Linked DNA regions of Homo sapiens: region 2 is linked to region 1. A link is a loop called in an ENCODE intact Hi-C map of the cell type or tissue named here. Cell type or tissue: GM12878. All regions are shown on one strand. Links, peaks and the distances in the headings refer to the core of each region. The heading gives the core; the rest is flanking DNA.

Region 1 (8,343 bases), core at 75-8,074:
AAACAACAAAAAATTTTGAAACCCATAATTTTAGGCCTGTATATAAATGCAATAAAACTATGCAAGATGGAAAGCAAGGGAGAGGTGAACATAGGAGTCAAGATGTTGGCTACCTTTGAGTGAATTCACGAGGTGGGGACCACATACTTTGATGTAGGTTATTGTCAAGGTCCTAGCTTTTATTTTAGGTACTGGTTGGTTTCTTGTGTACATGTTAAATTATCAAAAATTACTAACTAGATGCCTAAAAAGTAAAGGTGGCAGTTGATGCATGGTTTCTTTTTTCTTTTCTTTTCTTTTTTTTTTTTTTTTTTTGAGACAGAATCTCACTCTCTTGCCCGGGCTGGAGTGCAGTGGTGCGATCTTGGCTCACTGGAACCTCTGCCTTCTGGTTCAAGCGATTCTCCTGCCTCAGCCTCCCAAGTAGCTGGGATTACAGGTGCCTGCCACTACACCTAGCTAATTTTTTGTATTTTTAGTAGAGATGGGATTTCACCATGTTGGCCAGGCTGGTCTCAAACTCCTGACCTCATGATTCTCCCGCCTCGGCCTCCCAAAGTGCTGGGGATGCATGGTTTCTTGAACCAAGAATTATGATTAATACAATTTTGTGCATGTGAGGTTCTTTCTAATATATGAACGAAACCATTCTGTATATCTGTGGTCCCCTCCCCAACCAGTAAATAAATATATGCATGTTACTTAGGAACACTGTGGAATAAGGCAATTCTGTATTTAGAGCATGATATTAAGGAGATTTCATTTTTCCATTTGGGGCTGAATTTTAATTCAACAGTAGGCCACAGATTCATTACTATTTCACGGTAACTGGACATTATACATATTAATGAGGAGGAGCATTGAAAAGAGGCATGAACTCGGATCCAGGGTACTAAACTCTTGTCCTAATACTAGCATGTCCTCTGTATTTGGTATATATTAGGGGTTTCTGATCTGACCACATGCCAAGGCTGTGTCCAATTTTTCACCTCTACTTTTTCTCAAATCATGAAATGATCCAGAAATTTCAGTATTTTGGCATGGAAGCTCCATTTTCTCACACCTGCAAGTTGCATTAGCATCCTTTGTTGCCTTGTGTTTACTGATTAGTGTTTGGAATATAGCTCACCACAGATATGGAGCAAGGACAGATATGCTTTCTCCAAGATATTTACCTAAAACCAATTACAGTGTTGTTAGAATACAGTCATCACAGAGTTAAGGAGAGGAAATTATGAAGTGGCATTTTATGCATGGGCTAAGAAAGGTCAATGATCCAGGCAATTTGCTAAAGGCAAAGCAACTATTACAGGAAGAAAAACCTGGCTGAATATCACGTTAAGTCAATAAGGAGCTCTCCAGGTGGAACGGGGTAATTTGTGGAGACCTGCCTTGCTACACAGTGAGATGATGTGATACAGAATTAGAAATATTGGTATTTTCACCCAAAATGTAGAACAAGAGCATCAGAAATGGAAAAGGGCATTAAGATAATCAGCCAAAATCATCAAGAGAACAACTCAGACATGACCCTCCAGTTAAACTGATTTGTCAGGGGCAATGATTTGCCTCCATTAGTCGTGTACCAAGTCCAAGTTCATGCCGGTCAAGGAGTCAAGAGGATGCACTGAATAAAGAATCACTTTCTTGCATTTTAAAACAATCTCAGCAAAAGACTTGGCAATATTAAAGTCATACGGATAGGAAATCATCATGAATTGACATTGGTAGGAAGCAAGGGGTTGGTAGTTAGGTAACACATCCTTTAATTTCTGGTGATTTTTAGGCTCCAAGTTGATCAATATGAGACCCTGACATAAGACTGCTTTGTAAATAGAAATCTGCTTTTCAGATCTAAGTCATTATTGTGATTGTCAGTGTAATTGGGCTTCAAATTATTCAAGGGTAGGGATAATCTCTTTATATCCCTGACTAGTGCTCTCGGATACAGCATGATGGAATGGACAGCACTGGAGCTAGACTGAACTCCACTACCAGTCAGCCCTGCAACCCTGGAGAAGCCACACTCCTTCTCTGGGACTTCCTTTATATCCAAATGAGGAAACAGGATTAGATCATTCTAAGGACCCCTTCAATGTCAGCATCCTGTAACAATATAAATCAGAGGTTCTTAGCTTTTTGGAGGTCACAGAAACCATAAGAATCTGATAAAAGCCATGGACTGTTTCTTCTCAAAGAAATGCATATACCTTTCCTATCCCCAGCAACCTCATAAACAATTTCAGGGGTTACTACATTCCTAAAGTCTCCCATGAACCATGGACTCCCAGGTGGGACCCCTGATCTAAGTGATTTCTGATTATTCCTTTGCCAAGTATTTACTGAGTGCCTACTAAGCCCCAGGTCCTGCGCTAGGTAACAGGATAAGGACAATTGTCTCAGAACCTCATGGAAAAACTGACATTTTAAAATACAGAAATCAACCCATAGCTTAGTAGGAAACATTTGACAATGTATTGATGCCAACCTTAAGCAGAAATCTCAGGTATAAACCCCAGAAAGCATAAATATATTGGGAAAATGGTAGCTATTTAAATTTAATTCTTTCCAGCACATTGGACTGAACATTCATTTCCTTTGCTAAGATTTTTGCTCCCTAGTCCCAGAACCATAAAGGTTCACATTTTCACCTTGTGTGAAAAAGGATGAATAGTGGTTTTGACCAACAGACATTTCAGGATGGATTTTAGGATGGAGAGCTTTGTAGGCACTGGAGTCATTCAGAACTGGGTTTAAAACCAGGATCTGAAACACACTGGCTGTTTAACAAGGTAAACAGTTGGGCGAGTTACTTGACCTCCCTGAACCTTGGTTTCCTGATCTGTAAAATGGGAATAATAACAATGACTACCTCAATAAGGAGTTCATAAGGGTTAGTTATAGTTAAGATATATAAAGCCAGGCCCTAGCAACCAAAAAGTACTCCATAAACGGGAACACTTTTTTCACTATTTGAATATAATATAAATTCTAGTCACACAGGGTCTGCTCACATAAGGAGTTTCTTGGGTTAAAATACGAAGACTTCATAACAGTTTTGTGATCTCAAGGGCCTTTCATCCCATCATTACAGAATTGCTACAGCTCTGTGGTGCCCTGAGCCACATGTGAATTGGTTCTTACGGAGCCCTGAACCTTCATACAGCCTTACCTGTCCGCTCTTGGCTGAAGGAGTGATTTTCATACTTGCCACTCCTTGTAGTTATGGTCACGGTGTAGAGGCGGCCTGGGGTGAGGGAGCTGAAGGAACATTCTCTGACAGACTTGGCAATGACAAGGGACTGAACCACCTTGCCGTCATGAGACAATGTTACCTCATAGTTATCCACATCTCCGGGCGCCAGCAGCCAGGAAACGCTGAGGTAGTCATTACGACCGGAATTGTTCACCGTTACTCCACTCACACTGGAAGGGACTGTGATTTTGAAAGGTGGGGGGCGGGGGGGGGGGGGAAGGGGGATTCAAAAAGAAAGACACAGTCAAAAGTTTGAGTCGTCTATTGCAGTCAGCACAAACCGTGGACTCACTCAGGAGATCTAATCTGATTATATAAGAGGTCAAGGAAGCGTGAGGATTTCACTCAGCTTCCAGAAGCTGAGTGTTCTTACATCAGAAAACTAATCAAAATAAAAATGTCCGGAGGCCTTTGGGATGCCTCGTAAATACAAGGATGCCACTACTGCATTTTTATGGGGTTGCTGTTTGTAAAGCATTTCAAGTGGAGACATCCTTATACAATGTTTTAGAAGGTTCCCTGTAAGAAAGGGAACAAATATTTCAACAATCTAAATGAATCAACTTGAACCAAACTTACCAATAAAGCAAAAATGTTTGAGTGGAAAGGGGAAGAATACGATAGCTTTTCTAAAGACCTTAAACTGGGATAGCTTCAATTTTTTTGTGATGAAGTTATTCATTCCTGGGAAGTAATAGCTAACACAACCAGAGGGACCGTTTTCCCTTTGCAAGGCATTTCCTGCCCTCTAGTGGTAAGAAATAAGCCTAAAAACCTATCTTGGAAGTAAGAAGTCTGGAAGCTGGACCAACCAAGGGCAGAGAGAACTGTTATGGCGATAATGGGTTTTCTGATGTCAACTATAATCATTTGCTTATATGAATTGGGGATTAGTGTCACAAACGTTTACTGAGAACCTACTATTTGCCAGGTATACAAAAATGAAAAACGCATGAATGTCTTCAAGAAGTTCTCTGGTTGGAGGTATAGTCAGCAAATTAGTAATTGCAGTATTGAGTAAAAGTTGAACCACATATCAGAAATAGGTGCCCATTAAATAGTACTGCCATAAATGAATATAGGGTTAAAATATTACAGTATATATGAACTACACTACTGTTTTAATCATTAGTTGATTAACTTAACAGTTTCATATGATTGTCAATATCAGTACATCACTTATAATGGACAGGATTTGGCTAGATGACTTCTGAGAATCCTTCTAATGTAATATGTTCGGACTTTGTGAATTAAGCCCCAAAGCATACCTTATACTTAAAAGCACTTATCCATCACTAAAAATTATAAACTGCATTCTAGTGAACAACTCTGGTAATGTTGATCCACATATATGGACATTTCCTAGATATAAAGTTGAACTTTTTAGCCAGAAGATTTATATATTGGTACATCTCTTCCTTCCTTTTCTTTCCTTCTTTTCTTCCTTTTTGCTTTCTTTCCTTCCTTTCTTCTGCCATCCAACCATCTATACATCCTTTAGTTGCTCTCAAAAGCAACTCATTATGCTTGTTTTTAAAAACTGCTGGAAATATTTGCAACTACTAACATTTTATTAGAAAAGACACAATTATCAAAAGTTTTCACAGAAATATGATTCACATGTTTAAGAAAAAATAGATACAAAATTTGTTTTTGCTTTAGGATGAGCATTTTCCCAGATTAGAATTAGATTTGTTAAGTATATCTAATATCTTTAATTTTAAATATTCTGCCATCTTATCTGGGCTGGGAGGGTTTATTTATATGTTTCAACTCAGTGGAAACAGGTGAAATATAAGAATACCTTTCAAAATTATTTCAATATTGACTAATGTTTCAGCAATTTGAGGAGATGATAAGGATTATCAAGGCCTTACCCACTGAATTCTTTACAATTGACTGTGTACAAAATTTACTAAAAGAGGCACCTTTCAAAATCCCTATTATTGTGCTTTACAGGAGTCTCCCATTTTCCCCTTTATCGTGATAATGTGCACTCTTCATATGTTTGAGTAAAATAACTCGTGCTCAATTTATTCATATTTGATTCTCTCCTCAAAACTTTATGACCATTCTTCAAATAATTTCTTGTCCCTTTTTCCCTTTTTTGAATGCTTCTATTATATAATATGGGTCAAATACTTGTACCTTTATTCTAATTAAAATATAAATAAAAATATAAATTAAAAAATAAAAATAATTTTAAGTCCCACTTACTTAAAGTACACAGTTATTTCAAGAGATAGCACAGACTAGACTATTTTAGTAGCTCACAATAAGTTGGACAATCCTTGTGGTATATAAAATGAGAATCAACCTGTGTGGCAGAATATGGTTCCCCGACCATTTCCTTTTCCTCTTGACACACAGCTAGACTGCATTTCTCAGGCTCCCAGGCAGTCAGATGTAGCCATGTAACTGAGTTCTGGCCAGTGGAATGTGGGTGGAAGTGAAATGCCTACTCCCAAGTCTGATGAGTTGTACCCCTCCCCAACCTCCATTCTCTGGAGAAATGGGGAGAGCTCTGAGGACCTACAGCAAAGAAGAGCCACTGATAGTAGGAGACTGTATCCCAACCAATAGAGGCATCCAATCATGAACACCCACATTATACAGTGTCTAAGCATGAATTAAATCAGTCTAATGTGACTGATACAACTGCAAATCACTGGGAAATGAATGCAAGGTCGTCCTCCACTCCTCTCCTCAGCTTTATTATTTCTCCTTCCCTATTCTGACACCCAGGGTAGGAGTGAATTATTGTGTGTGGATTAAAACACAGAAGCTTAGGGAAATAAGTTAATGGCAGAGCTAGGACCAAAACCTAGGCCTCCTGATTTCCATGCTAAGCTTTTCAGCTACCTACCCCCAAGTATGCTACACCAATGGATGGTGCCAAGAACCATTAAAAGAAAGGAAAGAAAATATCAGGGAGAAAGATGCAGGTGACAGGCCGGGCGCAGTGGCTCACACCTGTGATCCCAGCCCTTTGGGAGGCCGAGGCAGGCAGATCACGAGGTCAGGAGATCGAGACCATCCTGGCCAACAAGCTGAAACCCTGTTTCTACTAAAAGTACAAAAATTAGCTGGGCGTGGTGGTGCGTGCCTGTAATCCCAGCTACTCGGGAGACTGAGACAGGAGAATCGCTTGAACCAGGGAGTCGGAGGTTGCAGTGAGCCAAGATCGTGCCACTGCACTCCAGCCTGGCGACAAAATGAGACTCCATCTCAAAAAAAAAAAAAAAAAAAAGAAACATGCAAGTGACAATGTCAGCTGTCATAGAATGAGGGAAATGGGCATACACCAGTGAATTTCTACCAAGACTATGAAACATCTTCTCAGTGACTTCATTGTTCTTCTGGGAGAGTTAATGAAGTTAATGTCCTCTGGGTTCATTAAGTAGATGAGATTCATGATTTTGGAAAGAGATGCATCTATGATGCCTGCAGCTGATAAACAGAATTTGAGTGTTGAGGATGCAGAAGGAGAAGCCTGAAATCCAACTTAAAATAATTATATAAAATTAAGTAGACAAGGTCCCACTAATAATTATCAAAGCTTCTATTGGGTTTATGTAATTTTTTTCTAAGAAATGAACATACATTTTATATATCATATATATTAATTTTTTATGTTCTTTCATTGTATTACATAGAAAATTCTATGTAATTTCTTCCTCGGTGCCATGGCTCCCTGACATACATGACCATAATGACACTTATTTGTTTACTTAGCTTTCTAACAGGGAGCTATTAAGGTCAAGAAAAATTGTTTAGATAGCATATTAAGCACTTGTTTAACGTTGCTTATGAAAATATATGAGACCTGAAAATTAGATCAACTCCACCTCTAACCATATTAATTGGAGATCATTTTCTTTTTATGTCTTGCAAACCAAGAATATATAAGAGTGAAAGATGCTTTCTTTGGGAGGTTTGTTTTGTTTTTTATCCATTATTGTTTACCTTAACTGGAACATAAACATTTCAAAGGAAATCAACTGAATAGGGGGATAAGTCTAGACATCGAGTGAGGAGTTCTTACATGTTCATTGGAGATGTTAAAATATTCAGCCAGGAGTGGTGGCTCACGCCTGTAATCCCAGAACTTTGGGAGGCCGAGGCGGGTGGATCACCTGAGGTCAGGAGTTCGAGAGCAGCCTGACCAACGTGGAGAAACCCTGTCTCTACTAAAAATACAAAGTTAGCAGGGCGTGGTGGCACACGCCTGTAATCCCAGCTACTCGGGAGACTGAGGCAGGAGAATTGCTGAACCCAGGAGGCGGAGGTTGCGGTGAGCCGAGATCACGCCATCGCACTCCAGCCTGAGCAACCAGAGCGAAATTCCGTCTCAAAAAAAAAAAAAAAAATCAGAATTTATTCTCTCTTGCCATCACCCATCGCCCAATTTCCATTCCATATACCTTCTGGATGGCTAGCTTTTGTGAAACTTAGCTTTTGTAAAGGCCAGGGATGAGTCTGATTTTAGGATATTTCTATAATATTCTGATTAGGGGTCTCATGTACTCAGATCTTAGTTAAGTCACAGACACATATCTCTACTTCTTACCTGTTCTTCCCTCCACAACCACTTGTCGGGAAGAGATCCCTCCACTCACTGTTGTTACCACCACGGAGTACAGGCTGCCGGACTTGAGAGAGTGGAAGCTGTATCTGCTGGTCTCACTGGAGATGCTTTCATTTTTAATGACCACATTTTCATGGATCAGTAAGACTTGGTAAAATTCTACGTCTCCTTGTGCCTGGGTCCAGTTAGTAAACAGACTACTGGTCATTCCTTGGTTGGCCACATGCAAGTCAGTCACTTGGGCAGGCACTAAAACAGTAGACAGAAGAAAAAACAAATGACACTTAGTCACCTTAAGAAAGTGTAAGAAAAATGAGTCAAAAAATGGAGACAGACTTGAAAGTACTAAAAATAATTTTTGTGTTGTTGCTATAGACTCTCAGTTCTATTTCCTGTGGCATATGGAGAACTACTCCTCTAGAGAGGCTCTAGTACTTTGAAAAAGCTGCTTATATAGGGAATCAAAATTATTTAAGATCCAAAGATGAGATGATGCATG
Region 2 (8,343 bases), core at 319-8,318, 180 kb before region 1:
AATCTGTTTTGATTACATGTGGTTATGAATTGTTCTTTCCTAACGCACTTAGTATATCTCTTGTGTCAAGTATTTACCCATTGCAAAAAGGGCTCTGATGAATTTTTAGGCCTTCACACTTCACAGCTTCTACCTCCAAATTGGGAAATTTCTCCTTCGTAGAAGAGCACAATAAATTGGCACTTGCTCACACTTTATAAACTAATTGACTATAATGTAGAAAAATATATATTTTAATAGAAGGAAACAAAATATCCAACACCTTAGAGAAAGTAAGCAATAAGAAAATCATGGTTCTCTTGTGAACATTTTTCTAATGCAAAGTGCTGGCCCCTAAGGAAGGACCTACCACACTCCTCCTCTTTGCTGGCTGGAATACTGGCTTAGTCAGGGTTCCCAGCCATCTCCCCAGTGGGCAGGATCTCTTCTGGGAAAAATACTGTGACAGTGTTTGTAGTCCTGCCTTCTGCTGGGTTCTTTCTTGGTGTACCTCCAAGAATAGAATCATAGAAATGTAGAGCTAGAAATTATTTTGGAGATTTTGCATATTTGAAAAAATGAAGTCCAGAAAAGGGAAGTAATTTACCCAAGGCCTAACACCTAATAGACAATAGGACTGGAGCCCTATCTAATGGTCTCCATTGCTTCCAAACCCAACTGCTGCTTTGGAAGAACTCAGAATCCATAATTTCACAGACATTTTTAGCTTCGTATTATTGTTATTAATAGATGTAGAACTATATGTGCAGAAGATAAACATTCAGTGATTCAATCATTAAAATAACATTTGCATAACATGTTGTGAATGTATTGTATATAATAGACAACCAAATTTACTAAAATTTATAATGTCTATATTTTTTAAAAGTTTAAACACTGTGAAAATAATGTCATCATCTTGAATAAAAATGTATCCGTGTTATCATTAACGAATTCAACCAACATTTTTGCAGTTTCACCATTAGCAGACATAGTCATAAGTGTGAAAATATAGAAAAGACAGAAAACAGGTCTTGTTCTCACCTCGCCAGCAAATTGGGAAGGCTGACATAAAACAGGCAAGTATGATACTGTGTGTTTCCAGCTGTGATATCACGTGGCGTGAGTCCCATGGCAGCACAAATGAGGGGCACTTAACTGTGGTAGAAGAAAAAGAAGGCTCCCTCAAGTAGGTAACACCAAACTTGAAGCTTAAAATAAAGGAGATTTAGGAACAAAGGGCATTAAAAGGAGAGAGAACAGCCTGTGCCAAGCAAGTAGGTTGACAGCACGTGGCAGATTTGGAGAGCAAGTACATCCATATGGCTGCATCCCAGAATTAAATGAGGGTGAAGACAGGCAGGGACCAGATCACAAAGAGCTTTGTGCATCATGCTAAAACATTTCAGTTTTACCAGAAAATAGTGAGAAGGTGTTGAATAATTGTATGCTGTAAATTAAACAATGTGACTGAAATTATACTATAAAACTCTATGTTGTGTTGGTTTGGTTTTTCCCTGCTCCTTAATATCAGATACCTTGGTAGAACACCTAAGAGTAGAATGTGGTAAGACCACCAGAATCTAGTTGTGGTTGTAGAGCTGACGAAAATCTCAATGTCTGCATCTATAAAATGGAAATTGTTATAGGGTTGTAAAAAGTACACAAGTTAAGTCCTGTTAAGCATTTGCGTCTGCTGTATTGCAAACACTCAATAAATAGAAACTGGCATCATCTTCGTCATCGTTGTAAAAAGCTGAATTGCAGAAAATGGATTAGAATGCCGAGAGTTCATTTTAACATCTGGACTTAAGAACAGTTGTCTGATTCTGCTTAATCTATATTGCTTACGATAATAGAGCTCCTTTAAGAGAACTACTTTGTCAGAGGCATGGCTAGGAAAAGACATCAGTTAGCAAAATACACTGATTATGTATTTGAAAGGAAATTTTCCACTGATTTTGTTGTCCAAGAGAATGTACGAAAAGAAAACTTGGGTTTCAGCAGTTAGGAGCAGTATCCTGAGAAGAGCTATGTGCTTGAATTTATTAGTTACAGGTAGAAGACAGAAATGCCAAGGTTCATAGATAGCAATTGGGGATAAAAATAAACTTTTTTATGCCTCCCTCTGTTGACGGACAGGTCACCAAAAGAGAGAGTATATTATGCTTTTAATTTGCTATTACATGGTAACTAATAGTTTATAAAATACCCTTACACCATAATGACTGAAGTTTATTTTTTGCTGTGTTTTTGTATTTGGAATACTTTCTGTCCTTGTGCCAAATTGGAAATTTGGAATATAGTTTAGTAATTTCAATTTGGTTGTATTTAAAAATTAGGGAGGCCTAAATTAGATTTACTGTCTTTATAATGCCATCTTTCTATAAAAAAAGACTGTATCTCAATGTTCCATAAAATAATAGGTTTACTTTCTGTATTCTATTTTGTTAGTGCTCCTATATCCCTCCCTGTAAGAGAGAAAATCAGAAGAATTTGGAAAGTGTCATGAATTGGCAACAGTACTGGAAAGATGAGATTGGTTCCCAGCCATTTACTTGCTATTTTAATCAACATCAAAGGTAAGTCAATATTTGCATGTGCGTGTTAAAATTGTTTGTAGACTCTGCAGCTTATTACACTGTTATATCGTAGATTATGCCCACTTGACAGCATGGAGATAGCCTCAACTCTTCTTTGCGTGTAATTAGGGAAACCCATATAATGAATCTGCAGGACAGAGAAAAAGACTTGTGTTGTACACCTTACCCTGTGAATATACTACAAAATGATAGTGACTTTAGGTAGGAACATTACTTTGCATTTCCTAAGAATTGCAGATTGATGCACATAAGCTAAGCAATGTGCAGATTTGCCAGCACTTTTAGACTGCATCGAATCTTACCTTTCCTTTTCCTTTCTATTCTGATGAAGCGTCAATAACGTGAGTTCACACCATTAAAACCTTACTTGACTTAGTACTCAGTTTATACCATATAAACCATGTAAAGATGGTTCCTTGGACTAGGGCACTTTGGTACCCACTCAGATTAATCAGTAATTTATTCATCAAACATTTATTGAGTATTCACAATTCCTTGCTGTACATCTCCACTTGGATGTTCCAGGGTTACCGCAAACCTTCACTTGCTCCCATAATCTCTGTCTTAGAAAATGGCATGACCATTCACTCATTTACCAAATCCAGAAACCTTTGAGTAATGCTTAGTTCATTTTTCTCCTTTGTACTTTGTAACCTATGTCACCATCATGTATTTTTGTTTGTTTTTAGACAGAGTCTCACTCTGTCACCCAGGCTGGAGTGCAGTGACGAGATCTTGGCTCACTGCAGCCTGCACCTCCCAGGTCCAAGTGATTCTTGTGCCTCAGCCTCCCGAGTAGCTGGGACTACAGGCACACACCACCACAGCTGGCTAATTCGTGTATTTTTAGTAGAGACAGGGTTTCACCATGTTGACCAGGCTGGTATCTAACTCCTGACCTCAAGTGATCTGCCTGCCTCAGCCTCCCAAAGTGCTGAAATTACAGGCGTGAGCCACTGTGTCCAACACATCATGTTGATTTTTACCTGTATCATGACTCTTCTCTGCCTCCCCACTATCACTGTCTTAGTTTACATCCAGATTTCTCAGCTCCATTAACGCAATAGTCTTGTAACAAGTCTTCCGCCTCCACCGTGGACCCACTCCAAGCCACTCTCCATAGTACTGCCAAGGTAATCTTTCTAACACATGAGTCTAATCAGGTTACTCTGCATAGTTTTCAGAATAAAGCTCAAACATCTTGGCATGGCCTATGTCAGATACCTATTGCTGCATAACAAACCACCCTAAACGTAGTGGCTTACTACAGCAATGACACTTTTTTTTTTTTTTTTTATGATTCTGTGGGTTGGCTGTGCTCATTTGTAGTCGGATGATGGCTGAAATAGCTGCATGGTTCAAGATGGCCTCCTCCCTCACATGCCCAGCAGTCAGTGCTGGCTGTCAGCTGGGGCGCCTCAGTATCCCCACCACCTGGCCTCTCATTCTTCAGTAGGCTAGATTGCCTTCCTTACAACGTGGCAGCCTCAGATAGCATTTCAAGAGAGGTAGGCCTCGGCTCTGGAATTTGAATAATATCACTTCTGACACCTTCTATTGGTCAAAGCAAGTCATGAAGCCAGCCGTATTCATGAGGTTCTGGAGTAGGCTTTGCCTCTTGATAGGAGGAGCTGCAAAACATTTGTCACCACATTTAATCTACCACAGGATACAAGGCTTCTCAAGATCTTGTCCCAGACTGTCACTTCTCCAACCTCATTTCCTTGCTCAAACTCTTTGCAATAGCCATTCTGAACTATGTGCACTTCCCAGAATATTTTATACTTTTATATGTATGCCTTTTTATTTGCTTTTCCTGCTTCTTGGCGGCCATACTGGAAATTCCTCAGATATCACCTTCTCTGGGGTGCCTTCCTTGATCCCCAATTTTGATTTAGTTCTGTATCAGTTGAGATGTGATGTGTTGCAGGTAATCAGAATTTTGACTCAAAGCATCATAAAGAAATTAGGAAATGTATTATTTTATACATCAAGAAATGCAAGGCCAGGCATGGTGGTTCACGCCTGTAATCCCAACACCGTGGAAGACTGAGGCGGGAGGATCACTTGAGCCCAGGAGTTCAAGGCCAGCCTGGGCAGCGTAGGGAGACCCTGTCTCTACAAAAAATTTTAAAAATTAGCCAGGCATGATGATGTGCACCTGTAGTCCCAGCTACTCAGGAAGCTAACATGGGAGGATCGCTTGGGTCCTACTAAGCCTTGGGAGGTTGAGGCTGCAATGAGCCATGATCACACCACTGCACTTTAGCCTGGGTGACAAAATGAGACCCTGCCTCAAAAAAAAAAAAAAAAAAAAAGGAAGAAAGAAAAAAATGAAAATGAAGGAGAAATGCACAGGTGGACGGATGTCAGGGTTGTTTGATGCAATGACTTAATAGTGTTACCAAAACCCAGCTCCTTTTCAAATCTGGCCTCAAGGTGGCTCTTTTCACAGTTATAATATAGTTGCTTCAGTTCCAGATGTCCCAGCCAGATGCAGCAGTGTCCAAAGAGAGAAAGAGCCTGTCTTTCTTGATGCATTTTTCTTGGGATTTGGAAAACTTTTCCCATCTTCCCACAGGCAACCTCCCTTCATGTATCCTTGTTCACAGTGAGTTCCTTTGCCCACACCTAAACCAATCACAAGAAAGAACAATCAGAATCAACCCCTGACTTGGGGCTAGTGTTACATCTCTTAAGTCACTTGGAGACGGGGTATACCCCTGAGTAGATTTGGGAAGGAAGAAGAAAGGGAACAAGGTGTTGTGGAACAACCAAAAATGCCAATGAAAAGGTTGTCTCCCATATTCCATAGTCATCGTCTTTTATTTTATTTTATTTTATTTTATTTTATTTTATTTTTTCAGGAAATGTTTCTGAGTCATAATATTCCATAGGCTTCTATTTACAACTCTCTCCCAGGAGCTTGCAAGGGTTGCTTCACATAACTAGGCCAGAGGAGCTTTTTATTTTATTTTCTTTTTGTTTTGTTTGAGTAGGAGTCTCGCTCTGTCACTCAGGCTGGAGTGCAGTGGCACGATCTTGGCTCACTGCAACCTCTGCCTCTCAGGTTCAAGTGATTCTCCTGCCTCAGCCTCCCAAGTAGCTGGGATTACAGGTGCATGCCACCATGCCCAGCTAATTTTTGTATTATTTAGTAGAAACGGGGTTTCACCATGTTAGCCAGGCTGGTCTTGAACTCCTGACCTCAGGCGATCCTCCCATCTTGAAGTACTGGGATTACAGGCGGGAGCCTCTGTGCCCAGCTAGAGGAACTTTAAAAAAAGAAAATTTACCACAGACCAATTAATTAGAATCTTTGGTGGTTGAAACCGGGCATTAGCATTTTGTAAAATCGATGCTAGGGATTCTAATCTATAACCAGAAACTACAGTCACTGTTCTGCCCTTTCACTTTTCACCCATTACTGGAATTGTTTGTATGCCCATTTTCCTCACCAGGCTGCACACTTGTTAAGGGTATGGGCCAGTCTTCTTTGTTTATGTATCTCTAATATCTAGCACAATGTCTGGGTTTCAGGTAATAAATATTTGGTGAGTGAATGAATAAGTGAATGCAATGTGTCAAATTAAAAGGAGGGTTCTTTGCTTCCAAGGAATTAGGACTTATTGCTGAAAGCATATGCATATGCACATATAAATATGATTACATCAGCTAGAAATAGAAGGGGGAAGACTGAACATTGAGGTGGCAACAATAAAGAAATTAAGGCTTGACAATGTAAGATACCTTAGGTAAATAAGTTATGTAATATGGAGTAATGAGTTTGTAAGCTAGAAAGGTAGCTTGGGGTTAGATTTCTAATGGGTCATTAGTGTCAAACTAAAGAGATTCTTTGTCATATAGGCAATAAAAATTTGTCAAAAGTTTTTTTTTTTTAATTGAAGACTGACATGAGTAGACCTTTTGAGTTAGAAAGTAACTGGTGTGAATGTTGAATGTATACTGGCTGGGAAAGATGGGTTAAAGGCAGAAAGAAAGGAGAGTACTGAGTGAAAAACATTTTTGAATGGTTACTGTGTGCCTGCCATTGTGAATGACATTTTGTTTAGATTACTAAATCTCTAAATACTAGCCCCATTTAACATATGAATAAATTGCATATTTAAAAAGTTAAATAACTTCTCCAGTGCACACAACTGTTAAGTGCAAAAACTGGAATCCAGTTAGTCTGATTCCCAAAGTTCCCATCGACTATCTGCTGGTCCTCGTAAGAGACTTTGAGGGCATAAACGAGAATAGTGGTGGTGAAAGTAGCAACAAGGATTATAGCAGTAAGATTTTTTAGTTAGAATCAACAGAACTTAATGACAATGTAAGTGATAAGGAAAAAGGTGTCAAACTTGACTGAGTGTTAGAAAAGGACAGTCTAGCTCTGAGTATGCTGAATTTGAGAGATTCTTAAAATATCCAGAAGATGCTTTGAAAGAGTTAGAAACACAGACTTTTAAGTTGAGGAGCAAGAGGTCAGAAGCAGTGCTATTCAGATGTGGGAATCATGGCGCACAAGCTGTAGTTGAAGCGAAGACAAAGAGTGCATATTGTGAACATTTAGAGTGAGGAGGGAAATGTTGACAGAATCTTAGGATCATCTACATTTAAGTTATAGGCAGAAGGAGATGAAGGAAGAGTGGCCAGAGGGTGAAAGGAAAATCAAATAAGAACGTCTTAAAAGGAGAGTATTTTAAGGAGAAGAAGTTAGTCAAGAAGAAGATAATTTAGGTACAGCCTTTGATAAGTACAGACTACTCATTCAAGAAGTTTGCCATGGACTACATCATACTAAATAGCAAAGAAAACACTCAACAGAGTGAAAAGGCAACCTACAGAATAGGAGAAGATATTTGCAAACTATATATCTGCTAAAGAGTTAATCCCCTGAATACATAAGGAACTCCTACAACTCAATAGTAAAAGAAACTAATAATCTGATTTAAAAAAAGGCTAAGGGCTTAAATAGATATTTCTCAAAAATAGACATCTAAATGGCTGACAGGTATATGAAACATTGCTGAACCTCACTAATCATCAGAGAAATGCAAATCAAAGCCACAATGTAATGTCACCTCACGCCTCTCAGAATGACTATTAACAAAAAAACAAAAGACAGGTATTGGTGAGGATACGGACAAATTGGAACCCTTGCATACCGTTGGTGGGAATGCAAAAGGATGCAGCTGCTATGGAAGACAGTATGGATGTTCCTCAAAAAATTAAAAGTAGAACTACTGTATGATCCAGCAATCCCACTCCTGGGTATTTCTCCAAAAGACTTGAAATCAGGATCTTGACTCTTCAAGATCCTGAAGAGCACTCCTCCTTTTACCACAGCAGTATTCACAATAGCCAAGATGTGGAAACAACCTAAATGTCCATCAGCAGATGAATGGATAAAGAATATGTGAAGCCAGGCGCAATGGTGATACCTGGGGTCTCAGCTAGGGGAGGCTGAGGCGGGAGGATTGCTTGGGGCCAGGAGTCCAGCCTGGGCCACATAGCGAGATCCGATCTCGAAAAGAAATAGAAAGAAAATATGGTATGTACATACAATGGAAGTGTTCAGCCTTTGAAAAGAAGGAAACTCTGCAACATGTGACGACATGGATGAACCTGGAGGACATTATACCAAGTGAAAGAAGCCAGACACAAAAAGGCAAATACTGTATGATTCCACTTATATGAAGTATCTAAAATAGTCAAATTCATAGATTAAAAAAGTGGAATGGTGGTAGTTATCAGG

Evidence for each region. Hi-C counts contacts between places; a loop is a spot of excess contacts. Peaks named below come from ENCODE experiments on the same cell type or tissue, not always from the same donor. Only the 100,000 strongest peaks of a DNase experiment are listed, where the experiment ranks them.
Region 2: it touches region 1 in a loop (2.7-fold over the local background); 6 of 110 quality-filtered maps call a loop at or near these places.

The regions. Positions count from the first base shown.
Region 1 is chr12:70,573,210-70,581,552 of GRCh38, forward strand. It overlaps PTPRB (protein tyrosine phosphatase receptor type B), which reads right to left. Exons shown (of 34, transcript NM_001109754.4): 10 at 7,827-8,093; 11 at 3,173-3,436. Among named protein-coding and RNA genes, the nearest start is that of PTPRB, 60 kb to the right of the region's middle. In GM12878, for the core only: a CTCF peak has its summit at 4,007 (motif pointing left); a DNase peak (open chromatin) is centred at 3,949.
Region 2 is chr12:70,397,776-70,406,118 of GRCh38, forward strand. It overlaps KCNMB4 (potassium calcium-activated channel subfamily M regulatory beta subunit 4), which reads left to right. Exons shown (of 3, transcript NM_014505.6): 2 at 2,434-2,561. Among named protein-coding and RNA genes, the nearest start is that of KCNMB4, 36 kb to the left of the region's middle. RefSeq lists a silencer at 3,860-4,060. In GM12878, for the core only: a CTCF peak has its summit at 5,008 (motif pointing right); no DNase peak of the experiment used is centred there.